Linked DNA regions of Homo sapiens: regions 1 and 3 are each linked to region 2. A link is a loop called in an ENCODE intact Hi-C map of the cell type or tissue named here. Cell type or tissue: heart left ventricle. All regions are shown on one strand.

Region 1 (8,000 bases), 80 kb after region 2:
CCACAAAAAGGTACAGAGAAGAACAGATTTAACCTCTGTGTTCCCACCACCCAGCTCCAATACTAACCATTACCAACAGACTTGAAGCCCCTTGAATACTCCTCCCCATTGCATCCCCCTCCCCAGAGTGACAGCCACCATCTTGAATTTGTTATTTATCATTCCTACAAATTATTTAAATGTTTGCTACATGTGTGCCCATACATGATATATAGAATTATTACATGTTTTCAAACATTATACAAATGAGAACAGTCTCTATGTATCTTTCTTCAACTTACTTTTTTTTTTTTTGCTCAAATTTACCCTGCTGATGGGAGCTCTTTATTTATTCTCTTTGCAATATAATATTCCATTGTCAAATGTGCCACACTTGATTTCCCTCTCTCCTGCGAATAGACATTTAGGAAGACCCCGTTGAGCTCGTTCCTGACCTCCTTTCTCTCAGGTAGCCAACAGCCCCTCTTTTACTCTGTTGTTTTGCAAAAAGCCTCCTGACACTATTTTCCAAAGCAACCCCCCACCCTACTTAGGCCTTCATCATCTGTCACCTGGACAATCCCAAGAGTCACCTAATTGGCTCCTGTCACCCTATATGGTTCCACTTGGCCTATTCCCCCAATCTCAGGTCAATCCTGTTACTTCTCTGCTCTAAATGCCCCTGTGGGCACAGCTCCCCCAAGCCCCAGCTTGGTCCCCAGCTTGACCTCCGGGGTCCTCCCCTGTCTGGTGCCTGCCTTTCCACTATCACCTCCCAGTAACCCAGTCTCCCTGTCCAGCCTTCCTGGCTGTCCCCAGGTGTCCTGCCCAGTCCACCTGTGTGTTTTCAGCTATCCCCTGCCTTGCAAACTTTCCTGCTAAGTCGAATCTCTATGGCTCTGCTCTGCACACCTCTGAAGGTCACAGCACCACTCACTGGCCCCTGCCACACCTGTGAAGTACCTATTTAAGTCCAAGACAGTCCCTCTGTGGATGGAAACTCCCCAGTGGCATCAACAGCAGCAGCAGCATCGCCACTTACTGGCATTAGCAGGTGTGGGCATGCTCATGCCACCAAGTCGGGTAATTCTCCCCTTAACCTTCTGAGTAGTCAGGGAGTCCTAGGGCCACTTTATAGGAAACCACACCCCAATTCACCTGCCCAAAGCCCAGGGCCAGTCAGTTGGTAATGACAGGGATGGGGCCAGGTTTCTTTTTTTTTTTTTTTAGACGGAGTCTCGCTCTGTTGCCCAGGCTGGACTGCAGTGGCACAATCTCGGCTCACTGCAAGCTCCACCTCCCGGGTTCACGCCATTCTCCTGCCTCAGCCTCCTGAGTAGCTGGGACTACAGGCGCCCGCGACCACGCCTGGCTAATTTTTTGTATTTTTAGTAGAGACGGGGTTTCACCGTGTTAGCCAGGATGGTCTCCATCTCCTGACCTTGTGATCCGCCCACCTTGGCCTCCCAAAGTGCTGGGATTACAGGCGTGAGCCACCGCGCCCGGCCCCGGGGCCAGGTTTCTAAGACCCTGTTGACCTCCTTGCCTCGGCCTCTGTCTCTGCTGCCTCCATTTAATTTTTTGTTTTCTTCCACATTAACCTTCCCTAAGCTCCATCTCAGTTCCCCTGCAGGCCTAGAATGTTCTTTCTTCTCCCCTCTTTCTACCCAAATTTCCCCTCCTCAGCTCCAGAACTCTTCCAGGGAGTCTTCCAGGATACACTGGTCCCCAGTAAGCACTTAGGTCCCTCTGAGCCCCTATGGTGACTGGCACCCAGGACTCCATTTTATTAACAGCCATTATGTATTGAGGGCATATTATGCACCAGACATCTTTTTTTTTTTTTTTTTTTTTTTGAGACGGAGTCTCGCTCTGTCGCCCAGGCCGGACTGCGGACTGCAGTGGTGCAATCTCGGCTCACTGCAAGCTCCGCTTCCCGGGTTCACGCCATTCTCCTGCCTCAGCCTCCCGAGTAGCTGGGACTACAGGCGCCCGCCACCGCGCCCGGCTAATTTTTTGTATTTTTAGTAGAGACGGGGTTTCACCTTGTTAGCCAGGATGGTCTTGATCTCCTGACCTCGTGATCCACCCACCTTGGCCTCCCAAAGTGCTGGGATTACAGGCGTGAGCCACCGCACCCGGCCCAGACATCTTTTTATATATCATTAATCTTCTCAACAAGCCAGTGATGTAGAGATTATTACTCCACCCCATTCTACAAATGAGAACTCTGAGGCCCAGAGAGGTCCAGTGGCTTTCCCAATGCCACAGACCTGGCAAGCAGCAGAGCCAGGATTTGAACCCTTGTGTTTACTCCCTCACAGCACATGACAGTCGGCTGATCTCCATCTGTTTCCCAGCCAGAGAAGCAGCTCTCAGAGAACAGAGACCCACCCTGTGTTTCTCTGGTGACCACCCACCCTTACCCCCTGTACCTGGCCCACTCCTGGAGCCCAAGCATGGTGGCCTTGTATAGACAGGCCTGCATTCCAGGTCCCAGAGCAGGAGAGGCCCTCGTGGGAGGGCCAGGGCCAGAAGCCCAGAGTGCCAGCTTGGTTACCCAGCCCACCACTGCACTGTCCCTGTTAATTCAGCCAGTCTTCTGAAGGTTGCCAGCCCCCACGCCCTGTCCCTGGCCCCTCCTGGCTAGGACAGAGGGCCTTTCAGCCTGGGCTGCCACCATGACTGCCTTCTCAGGAGGGGCTGTTTTTCTAAACTTTTGATCCTGAGGCGGATGCAGACTGCAGGCCAGTGAGGTGTCGGGGGTTCTGTGTGGTGGGATGTCCCACCCTGGGGGTCCATTTCTGGTCACCTAGAGATGACTGCAGATGGAAGGGACCTCTGGTGTCAGTATATCGGGTAGTAGCATGTGCATGTGTGTGTGAAGGTGTGTGCTGTGCATGAGGGGTGTCATTTTAAAGTCCCCACCACAGACAGGGGGATCTTTGTCTGCACTGCTCTGCCTCACCGTCCCATCAGAAGGGCCCCTGTCTGATTATTTTTATAGGGTAATTCAGACTTCTCTGCCTCACTCTGTCCTTCAGTGACTGTTTCAAGATCAATTTACCTTATTCTGCTTAGAGTAGAATGGCAGCTGGGGAACTCAGAAGCCAGGGCCTAATTCCCAGCTTCGAGGCGCTCGGAGCCTCATTTCCCCACTCGGAGCCTCCAGAGAAGGAGGGAAGCAGCGATCACCAAAGTAAATCGTGTCACTAGAAAGCAGGGGCAAACCACAGGGTCTCCCTCTTCTCTTTCCCCACCGTCAGCCACAGGTTCATTTTTTTTTTTAAACCCAGAACCCGGATTGCTCATCTGCAAAGATTCTTTATTCTTAATGCTTTATCTGCTCATCTCTTTGACTCTGCCTCAGTCTCTTCATCTATAAAATGGGGATAATAATACCTAACTCAGAGTCGTTTTGGGGATGAAATGAAATATAAAGCTTCTAGGATAGTGCCTGGCACATAATGAGGGCTCATTAACTGTTAATAATTATTACTATTAAAAACAGGTACTGAGCCCTCCGCTGTACGGCGGCTGGCATTCTCAGGGAAGTTGTTCTGTGCCCCGGAAACAGGCAAGTTTGTCCAGAGGAGCCGGTCTGCTTTGTTTAAAGCGCCCTCTGCTGACCATCGGCAAGAAGGCCTTGGGCAAGGTGGCGAGTTCATGGTGGGGGAGCGAAGTGCTGAGTGCCAAGGGGAAGGGGGACTTCTGTCGGATGCAGAGCGCAGAGCGCTACTTATCCCACCCCTAAAACGTCCGGCTTGGAGTATTTCTCTTTTTTTTTTCCCCAGGTTCCAAAGATAGCTTCCCCAACAGGGCTCAGCAATGCTAAGACCAGGACAAGCTGCCAGCTGCAGTTAACAGCCTACTCCCTGGCTGTGAGTTAACAGTAGAAAGGAGAGAAGCTACATACCCAGCATGCAGCGCTTCCTGAGGCAAAGCGTGATGGGGGTTGGGGGTGGGGTGGACATGTTGGTTCATACTTCGAATAAGGTAATAATTGTGGGAGGGCTGCCCCATGTAGGATGTCAGATCAGGAAGAAAATAAATTACTGAGTCTATAAGCCCAATGCACCCAGAAGGTGGTGGTTCATAACAGCTCTTGTTTCTTATATTGCAAGACCCTCTCCTGTACCAGTGTCCAAAATAGATCATCACCCCACCTGCAAATGCACTGACCATTCACTATATCCCTGTGAGAGGAATAAAAAGAGGACTCTAGTTGAAGCAGGAGAAACTGAAGTTAGACCGCGGGAAGGACGGTCCTGAGAATAAAGCTAGGTGCAGTCTTGTCCCTCCAGAGTCTGGCATAGGAAGAATGCCCCCGGGGCTGGTCCACAGAACTGACTACTTCTTCAAGGGGGCAGAGTAAGGGGGCTGGGAGACTGGCAGCCAACACCTAAGGATTCTCTGGGGCATTCTGGTAGGTCCCAGCTGGGAGGGGAAGAAGGGGAAAGGGGAAGCGGCCGCAGCAAAATCATGGGTAATTGTTTTTATTGCATTGTAGAGAATGCCATTGTCCACAGATTACATGCAGCTAGGTTTACCGTACAAGGCCCTGGCAGCCTCCACGGAGGGCTGGGAGGGGCAGATTACAAAACACATCAGTGCTACTTTTTTAAACAGTATCTGGTGGGGAGACTCTGAGACCAAGCTGAGCTCCCCAGCCCCTCTCGAGGTACCATGGGGGACAGGGAATTCACCCCAGGCCCTACACAAGCGTCCAGAGGATTAGGGCTGTGGTGGAGCAGGCCTGCAGAGTGGATGAAGGTGAGACAGAGAAAGCGGGGCGAGTGAGCGACAGACAGAAATAGATGGACGAAAAGGACAAAAGACATGCCTGAGAGTAGAGAGAGGTCAGCAAAGACTCACCCTCCAGGTCCTTCTCCCAGCATTTGGCTGGAGAGTTCCAGCAGTTTGGTGATTTGTGGGAAGGGTGATTGACTCCAGTTCAGCTTTCTCAACACCCTCCCCTCCCCTGCTCCCCAAATACACTCTTCCCTGGGCCTTGTCCCTAGGGACAGGCCTGGGACTCCTTTCTGCCCTCAAGGAGGGAGTGTCCAGAAGGTGGCGTAAGACCAGTGAGAGCCGGGTGCAGTGGCTCACGCCTGTAATCCCAGCACTTTGGGAGGCTGAGGCTGGCGGATCACCTGAGGTCGGGAGTTCGAGATCAGCCTGACCAACATAGAGAAACCCCGTCTCTACTAAAAATACAAAAAAATTTAGCCCGGCGTGGTGGTGCACGCCTGTAATCCCAGCTACTTGGGAGGCTGAGGCAGGAGAATCACTTGAACCTGGGAGGCAAAGGTTGCAGTGAGCCGAGATAGCATCACTGCACTCCAGTCTGGGCAATAAGAGCGAAACTCCATCTTAAAAAAAATAAAAAATAAAGACCAATGAGACGGCTGAGGCCCTGGGGATGTGCACAGGGGTCTGAGGCGGCGGGAGGGGCTCTGTGTTGAGGAGGGGCAGCAGGTGGGGAACCAGGACTTAACACGGGATAAGAGGTGCAGGCTGGTGTGCTGGGGCTGGGGGAGGTGTCAGGGGCCATCTTTGGCTTAGCAGCTTGGCCCTTGGCCTCTTTCCTTGCAGCCTATCCAGGGTCCCCTTTGTATAGGTTGAATGATCCCGTTTCCGCCGTGAGCCCACTATGATGACCATGGTCACCACACAGTGTGCCACGTGGGTGTGCACGCACACTAATGGTCCTACTGCTTCAGGATGCCACCACCACACCTGGGCACTACACACACACACGCCTATCCAGGCAGCCCCCTTGAAGACGTGGACAATGGGCCTGGAAGGACACCTGGGAATGGGTGTGGATGTCTCCAGAGCTGGTGGCACAGGTAAAAGAACCCTGCGGCGGTGGTCCTCTCCATCCCTGCAGCAAATCAGCTGCCTTGCTCCAACACTCTGGCAAGAACTTGGATTTCAAACTAGTGAAAGAACTAGGGCAAAGGATTGGGACTCTGGAAGAAAACAGGAAAATGACAGAGAACCCTGTTTAAGCGTGGAAGGGACAGGAGGCACAGGGGAACCGGAGGTGGGTGGGCCCTGTCCACAGTGAGGGCACATGCCCAGCGCCCCTGCAGGGCTGCTCATTCCATCCACTCACAGAAACCACCACCACAGCGACCCTCACGTTGCTGCTGCTCTGCCCAGGCTCCCCGAGCAGAGCGATCTTTCAGCTTTAATGCTCCTCCCCTCCCGCACCTCGGTGACACACACAGGGCCCGGTGAATAGAGGACGTTTAATATTTCTGTGCTGGTCAAACGGAACACAGGTGGGGAATACATGGGGAGGGGGCGGAGGGCCCCCTGCCTCTCAGGAGGGGTGGCTTGTGAGGGGTGTATGTGGGGGGTTCTTGGGAAATATCCAAGGAGTCTTCTCAGTAAAGGGGCCAGGCCAGGGGTGTTATGAGCATCCGATACGCCCAGTCCTTGGCCTTGAGTTGGGGGTCCCCCATAGGGGGTCTGTGGAGAGTCTGACTTTTTTCCAGCTCTTTTGCTAGAATCCACACTCCCAGCACGACGGGTGACTTGGTCCTAGAGAGGGGTCTGGAGAGCCCCCAGGAAGCAGCCCAGGGTCAGGGAGAAGGGCTCCCGTGCCCACTCCTGAGGGGGTGAGAGCCCGCTTTCTCCCCTCCTTTCTCCTTCCCCCAGGCTGGGCAGGAGCGGAAGGGAGGGGGGCAGGGCCCTGCCTCCACTGAGCCCCAGGGTCCTCAGGGTGGATGGAGGAGGGGTGGAGAGAGAAGGTCTTGGCCACCAACAGACACTGTAAACTTTGGTTTAAAACAATAACTTAAGTGGAGGGAGGGCTTCCAGCCTGGGGCCGGGGTGGGAGACTGGGAGGGCAGGTGCTGGGGAGGCGACAAAGGAAAAAGCCAACAAAAAGTTTTGGTTTTTGCTTCCGGCATAAGAAAGGTCTTTGGTCATCCGTTTAACTGGTGGGGCGGCGGGGGGAGAGGCGGGCAAGGAAGGGGAGCTGAGGGTGACTGCAGAGGAAGGGGAGCTGAGGGAGGGTGAGAGGACTGCAGAGAGGCCTGCAGGCTGGATGTGGGTGTGGAGCCGGGGTCCAGCCTGGCCTTCCCCTGGGCTCCCGGCCCAGGCCCCGCCTCTGGCCTCAGGGAGAGCTTGGCTCCACCTGCAGAAGCGCACCTGGCACAGACCTCTGTGGGTGAGGCGGTACCAGGCCTCTTCCCATGGGGGCGGCTGGAGGAGCCCCCAGCAAACGGGGGTGGGGGTGGAGGCCTGGCTCAGCCTGGTTCTGTCTCAGGTTGGGGGCGGGTCTGGAGCCAGGTGGGCCTGCTCACACGGACCCCCACAGGGCACACAGACAGTCCCACCCCAGCAGCAGAGGGGGCTGTTTCTTCTGGGGATGGAGGCACAGTTCCTCCACCCAGGCCAGGGCAGGGTGGGAGCTGGGGTGGAGAGTTCTTTCTTCACAGTACGGAAAAGAAGGCGGAAGGGAGCACGAGTTAGGAAAGTGGGGGCCTCTGGCCAGAAAACACGGCCAGAGCCAGGTGCCAGGGGGCCCTGGGTTTGAGGGGTGGCTAAGCCCCGCCTGCGGGTCTCCATGATGCTGAGGGGCCCTGTGGGGAGAGCTGGTGGGGGAGGAGGGCCCTGCTGCTGCTGGTGGTTGGGGGGAGGCAGTTTCAGATGTGGGGAGGGTCTGAGGAGGGGTCTGAACCCTCCGTGTCCTCTACTGGTCCAAGACCAGGGGTTGTGTCCCTGGGGGTGGGGACCGTCCCTGCCCCTACGTGTTTTTGTCAGGTCACACTGGGAGCTGCTGGCCCGGGCCTCCCCGGTCTGAGTCCTGGACTTGCCTTGAGGCTCGGGAGGGGCTGTGGAGTTGGGGGAGATGGGGCCTGGATTCTGGAAGGGAGGGGTCTCACCCCAGCCCTGCCGGTCACTACAGGCCCTTAGGACAGTTCTTCTCCCGGCAGCTCCTCCTCCAGGTCCCTGTCTTCCGGAGGCCCCGAGGCGCTGGGGTTAGGGGCGCCCAGGGGAGGCCC
Region 2 (8,000 bases):
GCTAGTTACTAGGATGGGAGGAGAATTCCTTCTAGAAGTTCATCTATTTGAGAAAAGATCTCTCCCTCTCCCAAATCAGGAAAGAATCAGGAAAGCTCAAGACAGATGAGTTTCTGTCCTGGAAGTGAGGCTGAGGTCAAGGGAGGCTTCTTGGAGGAGCAGTCATGCTGAGAAAGTTTTCTTAAGGCCATTGGGCTGGCAGACAAGAGGCCGGGCTCACGCCTATAATCCCAGCACTGTGGGAAGCTGAGGCAGGCAGATCACTTGAGGTCATGAGTTCAAGACCAGCCTGGCCAACATGGCGAAACCCCATCTCTACTAAAAATACAAAACTTAGCTGGGCACAGTGGTGTGTGCCTACAGTGCCAGCTACTAGGGAGGCTGAGACAGGAGAATTGATTGAACTCAGGAGGTGGAGGTAGCAGTGAGCCGAGATCTCGCTACTGCACTGCATTCCAGCCTGGGCAACAGAACGAGACTCCATCTCAAAAAAAAAAAAAAAAAAAAGAAAGGTAGGCTGGGCTGGAGTCTTGGTAGTCTGGGAAGGAGGCTGCTCTGAATTGCCTGGTTTCATGAGATTAATGAAGTGGGCAGTGGCAACAGAAGTCACCAGGAGGGCCCATTCTGTGCAAACTGAGATCAGCCACCTCCACCTCCAGGTCTGGGGTTGCTGGGTAAGACTGGGACAGGCCACATAAGCTCTGCAACCAGAGCAGTAGCAAGGATTTGGCCACTCTTCTGAGCATGCACCTCTAATTTGCCTGGCCTGCTGCTGCAGGGACGTGCGCTGGAACAAGGGCACCATCCTCAAGGCCTCTGTGGATTACATCCGGAGGATGCAGAAGGACCTGCAAAAGTCCAGGGAGCTGGAGAACCACTCTCGCCGCCTGGAGATGACCAACAAGCAGCTCTGGCTCCGTATCCAGGTCTGGTCCTGAACTTGGACTTCTTTGGTAACTCTGACCCTTAACCTGGCTCCTGGCCCTAAGGGGCAGTACTTGTACTTCTGAAGTTGGAGACACAGGAATAATGCCCATTAGGAAGGAGGATGTATCAGTTAGGATGTTTTGCTTTGGTAACAAACAATCCTCAGCATCTTTAAGCAACACATATCAGCTGGAGGTTCTGTTCTGTGAGACCCTCATTCTGGCACCCACGCTGCTGGCACCCAGCTCTCTGATGGCACATCTAGAGCTGGCTCTTAAAGCCATTGTCACTCTTAAGGTGCCACATGTCACTTCTGTTCAATGGGCTTGGCCAATGCAAGCACACTCTACAAGTACTCTAACCTCAAGAGGCAGGAAAATGCAAACCTATCATGTGCCTGGAAGGTAGAGAGCTGGAATCATTTGGTGGGTGGCACTAGGAATCTCCACAGGGCCAACCTAAAGAACCAGGAGCTTGGCAGAGTCAGCCCTACCAGCTGGAACTGAGAGTTCTAGTCCTGGCTCTGAGTTGAGGGCCTCTTGTCCTCTTTAGACCTGAGGCTGGCCCTTTACACAAAGGGCAATTGGACTGCACCTTGTTTCTCTTTCTTATGGTAGATGACACAATTTACATTAAAATCTAGCACACACAGGCACAAAGTGAAAAATCAGTTTCATGAAGTAACGCTCCCCTCGTCCTTAATAGATGCAATGCATTCTAATAATTTCTATTCTAGTCTAGTCTAGACAAGTCAATTTCAATTAAAAAAATAGAAAGCTGGTCAAGACTCACTACGGTGGCTTCACAACCCACTAATGAGTTACGACTTGTAGTCTGAAAAAACACTGGTCTAGACTCTAGAGCTACCCTATGCTTTCTTCCAGCGGAAACACTTTGGGTCTTGGGTGCCGTAGGGCAGGGGCAAGTGCTGTGATAGAGGCCCAGGGGAGGGGTCCTGGTGGCTGGTGCCCATAGGTGTGTTCCCCAGCCTTCTGTCTGCTCCCCTGCAGGAGCTGGAGATGCAGGCTCGAGTGCACGGCCTCCCTACCACCTCCCCGTCCGGCATGAACATGGCTGAGCTGGCCCAGCAGGTGGTGAAGCAGGAGCTGCCTAGCGAAGAGGGCCCAGGGGAGGCCCTGATGCTGGGGGCTGAGGTCCCTGACCCTGAGCCACTGCCAGCTCTGCCCCCGCAAGCCCCGCTGCCCCTGCCCACCCAGCCACCATCCCCATTCCATCACCTGGACTTCAGCCACAGCCTGAGCTTTGGGGGCAGGGAGGACGAGGGTCCCCCGGGCTACCCCGAACCCCTGGCGCCGGGGCATGGCTCCCCATTCCCCAGCCTGTCCAAGAAGGATCTGGACCTCATGCTCCTGGACGACTCACTGCTACCGCTGGCCTCTGATCCACTTCTGTCCACCATGTCCCCCGAGGCCTCCAAGGCCAGCAGCCGCCGGAGCAGCTTCAGCATGGAGGAGGGCGATGTGCTGTGACCCTGGCTGCCCCTGTGCCAGGGAACAGGGGCCGGCCTGGGGGCTGGGAGGGCCAGGGGCACCTCCCTCCCACCCTTCAGGCTGCACTGTGTGTGAAGTAGCCACCTGCCCTGCCTCCCTCCTCCCCGTTGGCCCCTGTTTGGACTTAGTGCCTGTCTGGCAGCCTGTGGGGTCAGGAGAAGCACCCCCAGGGCAGCCCTCTTGACTGGCGCAGTGGGAAGAGGCCTTCAGCCCCTCTCCCGGAGATGGAATCGCGGGGCAGGGAGGGGCAGGGTGTTCTAGAGGTGAGAAGAGGGCCTGGTGGAGATTCCCTGTCTTCTGAGCCCGAGCCCCTCATTACCAGTGAAGGACATGCTTGAGGGGTTCGGGAAGCTCCTCATCTGAGGCAACTGGTCCTGGGGGTGCTCAGGCCTGCCTTTTTGGGACTCAGATGGCAGGAGGTCCACCCCGCAGCCTGGTCCTCGGCTCTCCCACAGGTGGGCACCCCCCACTTTGGTGCTAATAGCTCTCCACCAGGTGGTGTGAGCGCGGGGGCTGCCAGAAGCGGGAGGGGTCACTGCCGGAAGAGCAGCTGCCCTCCGACCCCTCACTTTGTGCCTTTAGTAAACACTGTGCTTTGTACTTGCTGGTCCTGTCTCTTTGGAGTGGGTCTAGGGCTGACAGCGAACGGGAGGATTCAACCCAGCGGGCCCCCTCCAGAGTGCGGATGCTGCCTGAAGGGAGTCGGGGTGGGGGGTACAGGGAAGAGGGAACACGCTTGTCACACGCCTCAGCCCTGCCCGGGGAAGACGAGGGGTTTGGGTGCTGAGGGGGGCACGGTCCCTCCTCACGGCCACGAGGTGGCGCTGCGGCCACGCCGGTTCCACACCTCCAGCGGCGGCCGGAGCGAGACTAGTTGATGTGGCGAGAGGGTTGCTCACAAACCAAGTGCGCCGCCCTTAGCTGCTTATTTGGGGCACCCTGGGCCCGGGGTGGGGGGCATGCTTCTTCTGTCCCACCCCTGTTCTGGGGGTGACCTCCCCAGGTGGGCGGCCACCCGGCTTGAGAAGCTGTAGCTGGGCGCTCTGGAGGCGGCGCTCGCGCTCTGTCTGCCAGACGGGCTTCCCGGTAACTGAGGGGCTGCGTCCTGCTAGGGCTCTGGGGAAAGGGACCCCCGTGAGCTAGACAGGGAGGAGATGGGAGTCCAGGACGGCGCGTGGGGTGTTATGGGCCCGGGTCCCCCCGCCCCGCTCTGGCTCTGGCAGCGAGGCCTGGGCGCGGCCTTTCCTCCGAGCTGCAGTCCTTGGGCCTCTGCTTGGAGACGTTGGTGTTTATGACCTCGCCTAGGAGGGGGACATGGGCTGGGGACAGTCAGGGTTCGACTGGCGGCTGCTCGAGCCCCGGTGCCTGGCGGGAACAGGGAGAGGGCTTTTCGGGCTTCATCCAGTTCCCCTCTGCTCTCCACGGCCGCTTCAGGCAGAGACCAAAATGGCTCCCCGTCATCGCCCTGAGAGGCTGAAGGGGCCTAATTTAAAAAAAAAAAAAAATCCCGGGATGAAAATGGCTAATAGGGCAATTTCCTCTGTGCCGAACGGGAGATCAAATCAACGTTGAGCAATTAGCGTGCGAGGGGAGAGAAGGAAAATGGGCCGGGCGGCTGGGCGCTGATGGTGGCCGGGCTGGCGCAGGCTGCAGGATTAATCTCAAGGTCAGATGGAGCCGGGGATGACCTTGTGGAGCCTGAGCCAGCCGGGGCGCTGGCGCCTCCTCCTAGTTCCAGGTTCCACCCCACCACCTGGGACTTACCCATGCCCTGGAAACCCCTCTGAGCCCCGTCTGGGTCAAGCCCTGAACTCTGTGAGACACCTGATTAACTAGGCTTGGCCTGCCTTGGCCGGGGGATGAAGGCTCCGGGAAGTCCCAAGGCCGGTCCTTCAGGCCCCTGAGAAGTCTCTCCCGACCCCACTGGCTCTTCCACTTCACCCTGGGGATTGACCTAGTGGAGTGGAGGGCTGCCCACCTGCTTCCTCTCACAGCCCTTCAAGATCACGGATAGCCCTTCCTGCCAGCAGATGTCTGCTAAAAAGAAATAAATATTTAAAACATTTTTAAAAAGGAAAAAAAAAAAAAAAGAAAAAGATCACTGATATCCCCGCCTCCACCTGCCTGCTGCTTTCCTGCCCCTGGGCTCCTTCAGCCTGGCCACTACCTCTGGCATTGGAGTATGGACTGCATATTCGACAGGACAGAGGGTGTGAGTGGGGTTCTGTCCACAAGAGGGTGCCCTGGGCCAGGACTAGGCAGCTGCCCGCCGCGGCTGGTGGGGGTGGGGGAGTCTCAGCTTCATTGTACATTCCAAGCTGTCTGCCTGGGTGGCTCCCATCCTGCCTGGGAGTCCTGCAGTCCTACCGATTTGGCTGAGGCCGGCCCAGGAACTACTTCCGGTATTTCAATAAGCCACCAGAAAGTGTTCCTGTTTCTGAGACCAGCCTGAAGGACCCTCACTTTGTGGCTGGAATGGAATCTGGCTGGTGATTATGAACGACTCTGATTCAATAAGAGGGCAATGCATCCTTCAGCAATATTTATTTGGTGGACAACACCTTTCCAAGTGTCAGGTCCATGGAGGAAATTCTTTTTTTTTTTTTTTTTTTTTTTTGAGATGAAGTCTCACTCTGTCTCCCAGACTACAATGCAGTAGCGCAATCTTGGCTCACTGCACCCTCTGCCTCCCGGGTTCAAGCGATTCTCCTGCCTCAGCCTCCTGAGTAGCTGGGACTACAGGCGCACACCACCACACCCAGCTAATTTTTTATTTTTAGTAGAGATGGGATTTCACCATGTTGGCCAGGCTGGTCTCAAACTCCTGACCTCAGCTGATCTGCCAGCCTCAACCTCCCAAAGTGCTGGGATTATAGGTGTGAGCCACCACACCCGGCCTTTTTTTTTTTTTGAGATGGAGTTTTGCTCTTGCTGCCCAGGCTGGAGTGCAATGGCATGATCTCAGCTCACTGCAACCTCCGCCTCCCAGGTTCAAGCAATTCTCCTGCCTCAGCCTCCTGAGTAGCTGGGATTACAGGTGCCTGCCACCACGCCCAGCTAATTATTTTGTATTTTTAGTAGAGATGGGGTTTCATCATGTTGGCCAGGCTGGTCTTGAACTCTTGACCTCACTCAGGTGATCTGCCCTCCTTGGCCTCCCAAAGTGCTGCGATTACAGGTGTAAGCCACCGTGCCCAGCCTGGAAATTCTTTTTTAAAAGGCAGAGTAGGGCCAGGTGTGGTGGCTTGCACTTGTAATGCCAGCTACTCAGGAGGCTGAGGCAGGAGGATTGCTTGAGGCCAGGAGTTTAAAACCAGCCTCGGCAACATAGCAAGACCCTTAACTCTATTTTTTTTTTTTTTAATTAGCCAAGCATGGTGGTGTACACATGTGGTCCTAGCTACTCAGGAGGCTGAAATGGGAGGACTGCTTGAGCCCAGAAGTTTGAGGCTGCAGTAAGCTATGATCATGCTATTGCATTCCAGCTTGGGCAATACAGCAAGACACTGTTTCTAAAAAATAAAAAGGCAGAGTAAGGACATTGGCTGGTGTGGACACAGGAGGGATGAGCCTGTCCAGCCCCTTCATTTTAGGGAGGCTTAGAGAACAAACAGACACGTACAGTGGGAGAGGAAGCAGAGAAAGAGGTCAAAGCTAAGAGGACGAGAAGCAGTAGCTCCCTTGGATCCATTGTGGGGCCCTCGGCAGGAGCCAGGCTGCTGGGGTAGCAGAGGTGGTGAGGGTGGAGGATGCAGACAGAGCCCCAGCCCCTGACCCTGCTGTCTTCAGCTCCAGTTCCTGCATCTGTCTATCCCCATCAGCTGCTCGGCCTGCGTTAGTACCTACCTCTTCAGCCTTAGGAAGTTCTGCATGTCCAACTGCATCTGCTGGGCGGCCGGCTCCACCATCTGTAGAACAGGGCCTGGGAGGCTAGAGTTGGAGTGGCAGCCGGGGAGGGGGTTGCAGGGCCTTGGAATGTGCTGCTTGGAATGCCATGTTTCCATTATCCATGGTTCCTTTAAAGCAGAGATTCTTCCTTTACTGTTTGACGCCATTAACTTAGATGAGAGTCTGATACATGCTACACACCTTCTCCCCAGACAAACACACACATAGCCTCCTAAAAACTAACCTCAGGTTCAACACTCAAGCTCTCAACCCATGCCCCGTGCTCCATCTCAAAGCCCATGCCCCTCCCCTGTCTTTCAAGCTGCCTGGCTCAGCTGCAGCCGCCAGAGAGCCCCTTCCCAGGCACCTGGGTGTACCTCCTGCCCCCTCACCTCCTGGAACTCCTACCTCTTGGGGCCCAGGCCCCATCCCCCTCTCAGACTTCTCCAGCCTCATCTTTTTTTTCTTTGCTCTGTTCTTTCCAAGGGGGGCAGTGGAATTTATACAATATTTAAGCAGCCAGAGCCGAGTCTGGGAAGATATTATTAATGTAAAAGGGACGGGCTGCAAATGCTTTTGGACCTGGTTACAATTAGAGGGTGATTTTTCTAAAGGTCAATGAATTCAGATAATATCCACAGGGGGGAGAGAAATTTAATACCTTTTTAGTGAATTAATTAATTATAATATTATATCGGCTTGGGGTTCTTTTCCAGAGTGATTAAGGGAGCTATCTGTCTTCTGTGAGGCCGGAGACCGGCGCCTGCCGCCAGCGAGGACCCTGGCGCAGGGCTCAGGATGGGGGGCCCTTCCCTCTCCTCTCACCCATGCAGTGGCCAAGGAGCTAGGGGCTTGTTAGGCATGAAAGAAGACAGGCCGGACCTGGTCAGGGCTGAGGGTGGTGCAGGTATTGGCCTTTCCCCTTGGCCTGTGTCTTCCACCCCCGGGTCTGGCCCTCCTGCTGCCATGTCACCAAGCCTCATGCCATGGTGGCCTGAAGAGCTGAGATGTGGGGTATGGCCTCTTTCTTTACACTTGGAGAAACTAAGGCTCACGGGCTTCAGGGACATGCCTTAGCTCCACTGTGGGTTAGGACAGACTGAGGTGGCAGAGCTGGCTGGAAATACCGAGAAGACAAGAAGGACCTCCCTAATACCTCCCAAACCAGGCCTTCTGGAAAATCTCCACCAGCCAGAGGTCTGTGGAGCTGCCTGGGAAGCTTCTCCATCTCTTTCAGGGTGTATAGTGTGCCCAGCCTCTGCTTATAAAATGAAAATGCCCCAGGAGTATTGATACCTCCAGTTGCTGTGAGGCCTAAGATTTCTGTCCCTGGAGGGATCTGAAAGTGGCCAGGGAGTGGTGCTTTTCACCCATTTATTCATTTATTCATACTCAGTCAAATGTTCATTCAACAAACATTTGTGGCACACCTGCTCTTGTGCCATCAGAGAGACCTAAATATCACCTCTTGAGCCCCTGCCCACTTCATCTTAAGCCCCAGCTGCTCATCTAAGCAATGGAGGGTGGGGTGGGGAGAGCTCCGTGGTCCCTTTCTGTCCAGACAACAGTCCTAACTCAACCTGAAGGCGAGAAGACTGGCTGGGATGCGGTGGGTTTGTGGAGCAAAGTGGGTGCTCATTCACTCAGCATACCCTGAGCACCCACTTTGAGCTG
Region 3 (8,000 bases), 310 kb after region 2:
GGAATGTGCCCCGGTGCCCCAGCGGCCGGGATGGGGGAAGGGTCGTGGCGGGCCCAAGGACTTTCTACCACGTAGGAAAACAGACTTTCTCCTGCCAGAGTTATCATACCTTAGCTTTGACCTTGCCTGAGCCGGGGCAGCGAAGCGGTTAAGCTCTTTGGGTTTGGTGTTTGGTCGCCTTGGGTTTCAGTTTCTCCTCCTCGGTTTTTAGCTCCACGACCTTGGTCAAGTCACCTTTGTGACTCAGTTTCCTCGACTCTCAAATGGGTATAGTATAGTGCTTTGCTCCTTGAGTTGCTGTCAGGATTAGATGAGACAATGCACCCTAGCGCAGGAGATGGAACTTGCCAAGTGCTTAGGAGACGTCAATTCATTTTGTGGGGGCTGTGGCGCAGGGTAGGTGGGGTGGGGGTAGCCAGCAAGCGTGGGGCCCACAGAGAAGGGGCTTGAGCTGGAAACCCATGACTCCCAAGCTCTGGGGAAGGTGCGGGCTGGGGAGAGTTCTGAGCGTTTTGACATGAAATGAATAAAATGCAAATGATATTCAAAGCAAGATGCTAATGAGGATCTATTCTTTGAGCGTCCACAGCCCCGGCAGTGCCCATAATAGTGGCGGGGCTGGTGTGAACTCGAGGATGGGCAGGGCCCTGCAGTGTCTCGAGTGTGTGTGTGTGTGTGTGTGCGTGTCAGCGCGCGCCTCCTCCGGAATGTGCGTAGCCGGCTCCGGGTGTGCTCGCGCCGACATGAAAATGAGGTCAGGGAAGGTCGTTCCACTCTGCAGCATAAATCAAGGAGGAGAGGAGAATGGATGTGAGAGACAGTCCCCGGAGACCGCCCCGAGAGAGGCAGAGCGAGGGAAGAAGGAGGAGAGAAAAGTTCTGCGTAGAATAGGCGAGAAGCGGGCCCAGGCGCTCTCCCTCCCCGAGCTTCCCGCCCCGATGGCTGAGCCGCGGCAACACCGCGTCCTTAAGCCCCATCCTCCTCCCCCATCTCCTAAACCTTTAACTCTTTTTTCTTTCTTTGCCCCCAAACTTAAATGTTCCTCCTCTAAGCGCTCTTTGTGTGAACAGTGAAGCTCCTGCCCCCAGCCTCCCCGGGAACGTGTAAGTGCCCACGCGCACACACCAGTCGCACGCGCAATCGCACACTTGTTACACGACTGCTCAAGCCGGGGCTCGCGGGGGAGTCCTGCGGGGATCAGAATAAAATGTTCCAGAGAGGGCTGCTTTCCGCCGTCCCCCTGCCCGGCTACTGCGGCCCGGGTGCGTGCTTTCTCCACGCAGTCCGCGTCTGTGGCCTCCCCAACACTCTGCTACCGTCGTCCCCCGGGCTCTTCCTGCTCTTCGCCCTCCGCCGGCCGCCCAAGGAACACGCAGCTCCAAGCCAGTACTTCCCTGTGCGCTGTCCTGAGACTCCTCTGGGGATATCGGGAGGTTCCGGCTGCCCTAGGCCGGAACACAGGCACAAGTCCGGGGCGATCGCTCTCTGGGGAAGCAGGGCCAGCGTCCCAGAGCCCAGGGTGAGAGAGGGAGAGGGATGTCGGTCTAACTACCCAGCATCTTCAAGACACCAGGACACTAGGACCAGAGGGAAGGATGCAGGGAGCAGGGCTGGGGAAGAGGAAGCAGTGCATAGAGGAGGCTGTCCCGTCTCTCTCTCTCTTTCTCTCTCTCTCTCTCTCTCTCTCTGTGTGTGTATGTGTGTGTGTGTGGGGGGGGGGTGGGGGTTCCTACTGCCACTCCAAGAATGGGGAGAAAGCAATGAAGAGATGAGCTGCGCCTACGGTCTGTGCTCTGGGCCCAGATCAGACTTACCTGCTGCCGTATTCTCTTCACCACAATGAATAGCAGCAACAAGATGATGCTGAATGCCACACAGTAGGCACAAAATAAGCGCACAATACATATTGAATTAAATTTACCAACAGCTGTCACTATCACGATCCTTCCTGAGTCTCCACAGCTTGTAGATTAATTAAGTCATTCACTCATTCCACAAATACTTAGCAAGTACCTATTAAATGACTGAGCAACAGGAAGACAAGATCCCATCCCTCAGGGCGCTTATACATTCCTGGGTCAGAAAGACAGGAAACAGATAAACACAGTCACACAACATGGTATCAGGCAGGACAGCCCTTTGTGCTGTGAAGGAAAGATGAAGTGGGCCAGAGAGGAACTTGGGGAGGAGACAGAGACCCAGAAGAGAATGAGCCATGCAGACTTCTGAAAGGGCAGGGTCCCCGCGGAGGGAACTGCAAATGCAGTGGCCTAAGATGTGGAAAGTGCCTGGAATGGAGCTCAAAAAGGAGGAGAGAGGGTGGAGGTGAAAGGGAGGGTCAATGGAAAGTCAGGAGGGTCAGATTCTGTAGCGTTTTGTAGGCCATGATGAGGGAGAGAGTGTCTTGAATTATATACTAGGTGTGATGGGAAGCCAGTGGATTTTTTTTTTTTTTTTTAGATGGAGTCTCACTGTCTCCCAGGCTGGAGTGCAGTGGGGCAGTCTCGGCTTGCTGCAGCCTCCACCTCCTGGGTTCAAGTGATTATCCTGCCTCAGCCTTCCCAAGTAGTTGGGATTACAGGCACCCGCCACCAGGCCCGGCATTTTTTTAACAAAAATTTTTTTCAGTAGAGACGGATTTCACCATCTTGGCCAAGCTGGTCTCAAACTGCTGACCTCAAGGGATCCTCCCATCTCAGCCTACCAAAGTGCTGGGATTAGAGGCATGAGCCACCGTGCCGGGCTGGAATATTTTTTTAAAAAGAGAACGATGTGGGTCAAGTGTGGTGGTTCATGCCTGTAAACCCAGCACTTTGGGTGGCCGAGGTGGGAGGATCACCAGCCTGGGCAATCTAAGGAAATCCCATCTTTACAAAAACTAAAAGGTTAGCAGTCATGGTGGTGCGCATCTGTAGTCCTAGCTATACTGAGGAGGCTCAGGTGGGAGGATCGCTTGAGCCCAGGAGGTCAAGGCTGCAGTGACCTGTGATTGTGCCACTGCATTCAGCCTGGGCAATGGTAAAACCCTGTCAAAAAATGCAATTTTTGTTTTCAAAAACGATAAACAAAGACTAGAGAATTTAATTTATCCATGGGTTTCAGGTTTGAGTATATATATTTTTTTATTTTTGAGACGGAGTCTTGCTCTGTCGCCCAGGCTGGAGTGCAGTGGCACAATCTCGGCTCCCTGCAACCTCCGCCTTCCGGGTTCAAGCGATTCTCCTGCCTCAGCCTCCCGAGTAGCTGGGACTACAGGCACCCACCACCACGGTGGGCTGATTTTTGTATTTTTAGTAGAGACAGGGTTTCACCATGTTGTCCAAGCTGGTCTTGTACTCCTGACCTCAGGTGATCCGCCCGCCTGGGCCTCCCAAAGTGCTGGGATTTACAGGCGTGAGCCACCGCGCCCGGCCCAGGTTTGAGTATTTCTTAATCAATGATCTCCAAATGTTTCCCAGTCCAATGCGTTAAATATGAACGCTTAGGCAAGATTGCTCCGGAAGGCCCGGGAAATACTTGACCGGCTTATGCCCCTCCCACCCCTACTTTTGAGGAAGGTGCCCGGAATGGGACATGGATAGGGTCCCGGAATTGGCCTTCTCCGGAATCGGAATCTGAGCGAGGACTCCGGGATCCCCAGCCTGAGGACCTCCGGCGTTTCCACTCCCTGGCTCCCCGTCCCACCTGTTGCCTTTGCTATGCCTACCCTGGTTCTTTTTCGTGCTATGGAGACAGCGTGGGCAACTCCAGCGCAAGAAGGTAAGATCCGGTGTCTCTCTGGCGCTCCAATTCTGGCGCTCCAATTCCGCTGCTCCTTAGGCGGAGGAATTCTCTCCTTTCCCCCAGTGAGTCTAGTTGTGGGCAAAGCAGGCTCCGTGGTCCCACACCGCCTCCTGGTGGTTATGAAGGATACTGCAGCCGGGGTTGATACAAGATACAGAACTTTTCCAGCGCCGACAGGGGGCGCAGGAAAAGGCTTACGGATTGCCTGGCAGGTGCCAGGTGTTTTGCACGGCGTCTCACTTACTTTATTTAATCAATAGAGTAACTCCAGAAGAGAGAACTGTCATTTCCCATACTATCCAGATAAGGAAATTGGGGCTAAGAGAGGCAATGCACTTCGATTAAGAACATAGAGCTAGTAAAATTGCAGAGTGATTCTCTCACATTCACACCATCTCTTGGTGCACAGAGTGTGAGAAGAGTAAAATATTGGCTTCCATCCTAGGCCAGGAGCTCTCCCTCTCCTTGGCTCTGAAGAATCATCTAGAAAATACCTTTAGCTGATGTACTGAGCTCCCAAATTAGTCTCTGGGAATGTTCCAAGGTCCTTTCTCATTCTCCATTTGAGCCCATTTCAGATGGGTTCATGGGCCTGCAGGTTGAGACCGGTTCAGGGACAGCTGGGAAACTCTATCATGCATGTTGCATGGATGGGGAGTTAGAGGTCTCTGTCCTTTCTCTGGGATTCAGGCTCCTTGAGCAATCTTATCCCTGAAGGTGAAGAACAAGGTGCTTTGTTCTGAGTGGGGCACTCCTGCGACCTCAGATACTCAGACAGAACAAACGAAGAGCATGGAATGGGTGACCACACTGAGTCGACCTCAGTTCTTCTCCATCTTTAATCCCAAGGTCAGGAGACCTCTGCTTGGCATAGGGCTCTTTCCTTCGTGTTTCATTTTCATTAATTAATTTAGAGGAGTGCAGTGACACAATCATGGCTCATTGAAGCCTCAAACTCCTGGGTTCAAGTGATGGTCCCACCTCATCCTTCTAAGTAGGACTACAGGTGTGCACCACCATACCCAGCTAATTTTCAAAATCTCTGTAGAGATGGAATCTCGCTATGTTGCTTGGGCTGGTCTTGAATCCTAATTCCTGGCCTTAAGCAATTCTCCAGTCTCAGCCTCCCAAAGTGCCAGGATTAGTGGCTTGAGCCACTGAGCCCAGCTGGGCTCCCTCTTTATCAGGCATTGGAAATGCTCAAGCTGCTTTTGCACCTGCAGTGGTCAGGCTGGGGAAAGGTCTCTGGGCAGAGCCCCTCCCCTTCTCCTGCCTGAGATTCCACCCACTCCAGTGCAGAGCTGAGAACCATTCTCCATCCTCTGCTGCTCCCTAGTGGGCTGGGATGCAGCTGTCACTGGTCTCCTTCCCACTAGGCTGCGGCCACTTTCTGCCTTCTCTCCTTCCTTCTCCAGAGGGATGCTCCTTCTAGAGACAGCAGGTGTCCTGGAAGAGAGATGTGAAACTTCGGGAAAGATCTGGCTGCAGAACATCCTGGAATTGTGTCCGCATAAACCCAGGGTCATTGCCCCCACCAAACGCTGAATGCCCTGTGAGGAGCCAGAGGAGCCCCCATTTAGCGTGATGGATTCATATTTTAAAAGTAAAAAAGACAGACACAAAATGACTTTGACAATCAATTTTTAAAGCTGTTAACTTTTAAATAATTATAGATTCATAGTGTCCCAATCCATTTGGTGTTGCTGTAAAGGAATACGTGGGACTGGGTACTTTATAAAGAAAAAAGATTTATTTGGCTCACAATTCTGCTGGCTGGAAGATTGGGCATCTGGTGAAAGCCTTAGGCTGCTTCCATTCATGGCAGAAGGCAAAGGGGAGCCAGTGTTTCCAGAGATCACATGGTGAGAGGGGAAGCAAGACAAGGAGGGAGGTGCTGGACTCTTTTAACAATCGGCGCTTTCGGGGACTAATAGAGTTAAGTACTCACTCCTCCAAGGGCATGCATGTATTAATGAAGAATCCATGAATCAAAGGACCCCCATGACCCAAACACCCCCCAATAGGTTCCAACTCCCAACACCATCACACTGGGGATTAAATTTCAACATGAGATTAGGAGGAAACAAACATTGAAACTATAGCATATAGGAAGTTCAAGGGTAGTACAGAGAGGTCCCAGGTAACTTTCACCCACGTGTGGACTCTTGTAGCCCCCGCAGTAATCAAGACACAGAACCATTTCATCACCCCAAAGACCTCTTCCCTGCCATCCCTTGGTGGTCATGCCCAGTCCTCCCTCTCTCAACATTCTTAGCCCCAGGCCACCGTTAATGTGTTTCCCATTTCTGTGATTTTGTCATTTTGAGAATGTGATATAGAAGAAATCACAGAGTATGGCTTTTTTTGTTTTTGTTTTTTTTTTTTTTTGAGATGGAGTTTTGCTCTTGTCACCCAGGCTGGGGTGCAATGGTGTGATCTTGGCTCAGTGCAACCTCCATCTCCCGGGTTCAAGCGATTCTCCTGTCTCAGCCCCCCAAGTAGCTGGGGTTACAGGCACACGCCACCACACCTGGCTAATTTTTGTATTTTTAGTAGAGATGGGGTTCACCATGTTGGCCAGGCTGGTCTCAATCTCTTGACCTCGTGATCCGCCCCCCTTGGTCTCCCAAAGTGCTGGGATTACAGGTGTAAGCTGCCGCACCCGGCCTTGTATGTCATCTTTTAAGACTTTTTCATGCAGCACAAATTCCTTAAGATCCATTCAGGTTATTGCATGTATCAATTGTTCATTCTCTTTTATTGCCATGTAGTCTATGGATGTACTGCAGTTTAACTGTTTATCTGTTGAGAGACATCTGGGTTGTTTCCAGATTTTGGCTGTTATAAATAAAGCTGCTATGAACGTTCATTTACAGGTTTTTACGTGTACATAAGTTTTTATTTCTCTGGGATAAATGCCCAGGAGAGCAATTGGTGTTTCTTATGGTAAGCGTAAGTTTAGTTTGTTTTTTTAAAGTAACTGCCAAACTTACGGATGTAAAAAATACGAAACTCTTATACACTGTTGGTAGTAATGTAAATTGGTATAGCCGTTATGGAAAACAGTATGGAGGTGCCTCAAAAAGTTAAAGATAGAATTACCATGTGATCCAGCAATATCTCTTCATGCTATATACCCACAGGAAATGAAATCAGTATGTTGAAGAGATATGTACGTCTCCATGTTTATTACAACACTATTTATCATAGCCAAGATATGGAATCAACCTAAATATCCACCAACAGATGAATGGATAAAGAAAATGTACATATACACAATGGAATCATAGTTACCCTTTAAAAAGAAGGAAATCCTGTTATTTGCAAAAACATGAATAAACTTGGAGGACATTATGCCAAATGAAATAAGCCAGGCACAGAAAGACCACTACTGCATGATCTCACTTATATGTCGAATGTGAAAAAGCCAAATTCATAGAAGCAAGAGGAGAATGGTGGTTATCAGGCATGGGGAGTGGGGAGAAATGGGAAGATGTTGGTCAAAGGGTACAAAGTTTGTTAGGTAGGATGAATAAATTCCAGAAATCTAATGTACAGAAGGGGAACTATATTTAAAAATACTGTATTTTATATCTGAAATTTGCCAAGAGAGTAGCTTTTAAGCATTCTCATCACACACATGTGAAAACGATAACTATGTAAGGTAATGAAAATATTCATTAGCTTGATTGTAGTAATCAGTTTTACTATGTATATCAAGCCATCATGTTATACACCTTAAATATACACAATTTTTATTAAAAAATAAATTCTTAAACTATTTTCCAGAGTGGCTTACCATGTACACTCCCACCAGTAGTGTGTGAGTGATCCAGTTGCTCTTCATTGTCACCAGCATTTAGTCTCATCACTATTTTTTATTTTAGCCATTCTGACAGATATGTGCTAATATCTCATCATGGTCCTACTTTGCATTTCCCTAATGGCTAGTAGTATGGATATCTTTCCATGTACTTATTTGCCATTGGTGAAAAGTCTTTTCATGTCATTTGCCTATTTTCTAATTGGATTATTTGTTTTTTTTTACTGTTGGGTTTTGAGAGTCATTTTTATATTGGGAATTTGAGTCCTTTGTGAGATCTGCATTGTGCAAATATTTTCTCCCAGTCTATAGCTTCTCCTTTCATCCTCTTAATAGGGATTTTTGCAAAGTAAAAGTTTTAAACTTTGATTAAGTCCAATTTATTGATTTTTTT

The links. Hi-C counts contacts between places; a loop is a spot of excess contacts. Peaks named below come from ENCODE experiments on the same cell type or tissue, not always from the same donor. Only the 100,000 strongest peaks of a DNase experiment are listed, where the experiment ranks them.
Region 1: a loop joins it to region 2, with 15 times the contacts of the local background. A loop is called at or near these places in 106 of 110 quality-filtered maps.
Region 3: it touches region 2 in a loop (16-fold over the local background); 102 of 110 quality-filtered maps call a loop at or near these places.

The regions. Positions count from the first base shown.
Region 1 is chr6:41,598,844-41,606,843 of GRCh38, reverse strand. FOXP4 (forkhead box P4) reads right to left here. Exons shown (of 17, transcript NM_001012426.2): 17 at 4,460-8,000. The coding sequence ends at 7,908. Among named protein-coding and RNA genes, the nearest start is that of MIR4641, 4.1 kb to the right of the region's middle. RefSeq lists enhancers at 3,479-3,773, 7,436-8,000. In heart left ventricle, CTCF peaks have their summits at 3,609 (motif pointing left), 4,831 and 5,034 (motif pointing right); DNase peaks (open chromatin) are centred at 3,593 and 5,073; H3K4me3 peaks cover 576 bases.
Region 2 is chr6:41,679,016-41,687,015 of GRCh38, reverse strand. It overlaps TFEB (transcription factor EB), which reads left to right. Exons shown (of 9, transcript NM_001271944.2): 8 at 779-926; 9 at 1,938-3,038. The coding sequence ends at 2,417. Among named protein-coding and RNA genes, the nearest start is that of MDFI, 45 kb to the right of the region's middle. RefSeq lists enhancers at 3,295-3,474, 3,495-3,574, 3,109-3,934, 3,935-4,761 and a silencer at 3,191-3,485. In heart left ventricle, CTCF peaks have their summits at 3,257 (motif pointing right), 4,453 (motif pointing right) and 4,661 (motif pointing right); DNase peaks (open chromatin) are centred at 3,275 and 4,705; H3K4me3 peaks cover 1,408 bases; H3K27ac peaks cover 1,580 bases.
Region 3 is chr6:41,364,980-41,372,979 of GRCh38, reverse strand. No RefSeq gene overlaps it. Among named protein-coding and RNA genes, the nearest start is that of NCR2, 33 kb to the right of the region's middle. RefSeq lists enhancers at 788-1,741, 3,021-3,521 and a silencer at 2,183-2,383. In heart left ventricle, CTCF peaks have their summits at 1,374 (motif pointing left), 3,718, 3,924 (motif pointing left) and 5,120 (motif pointing left); DNase peaks (open chromatin) are centred at 875, 1,389 and 3,909; H3K4me3 peaks cover 1,912 bases; H3K27ac peaks cover 982 bases; H3K27me3 peaks cover 5,008 bases.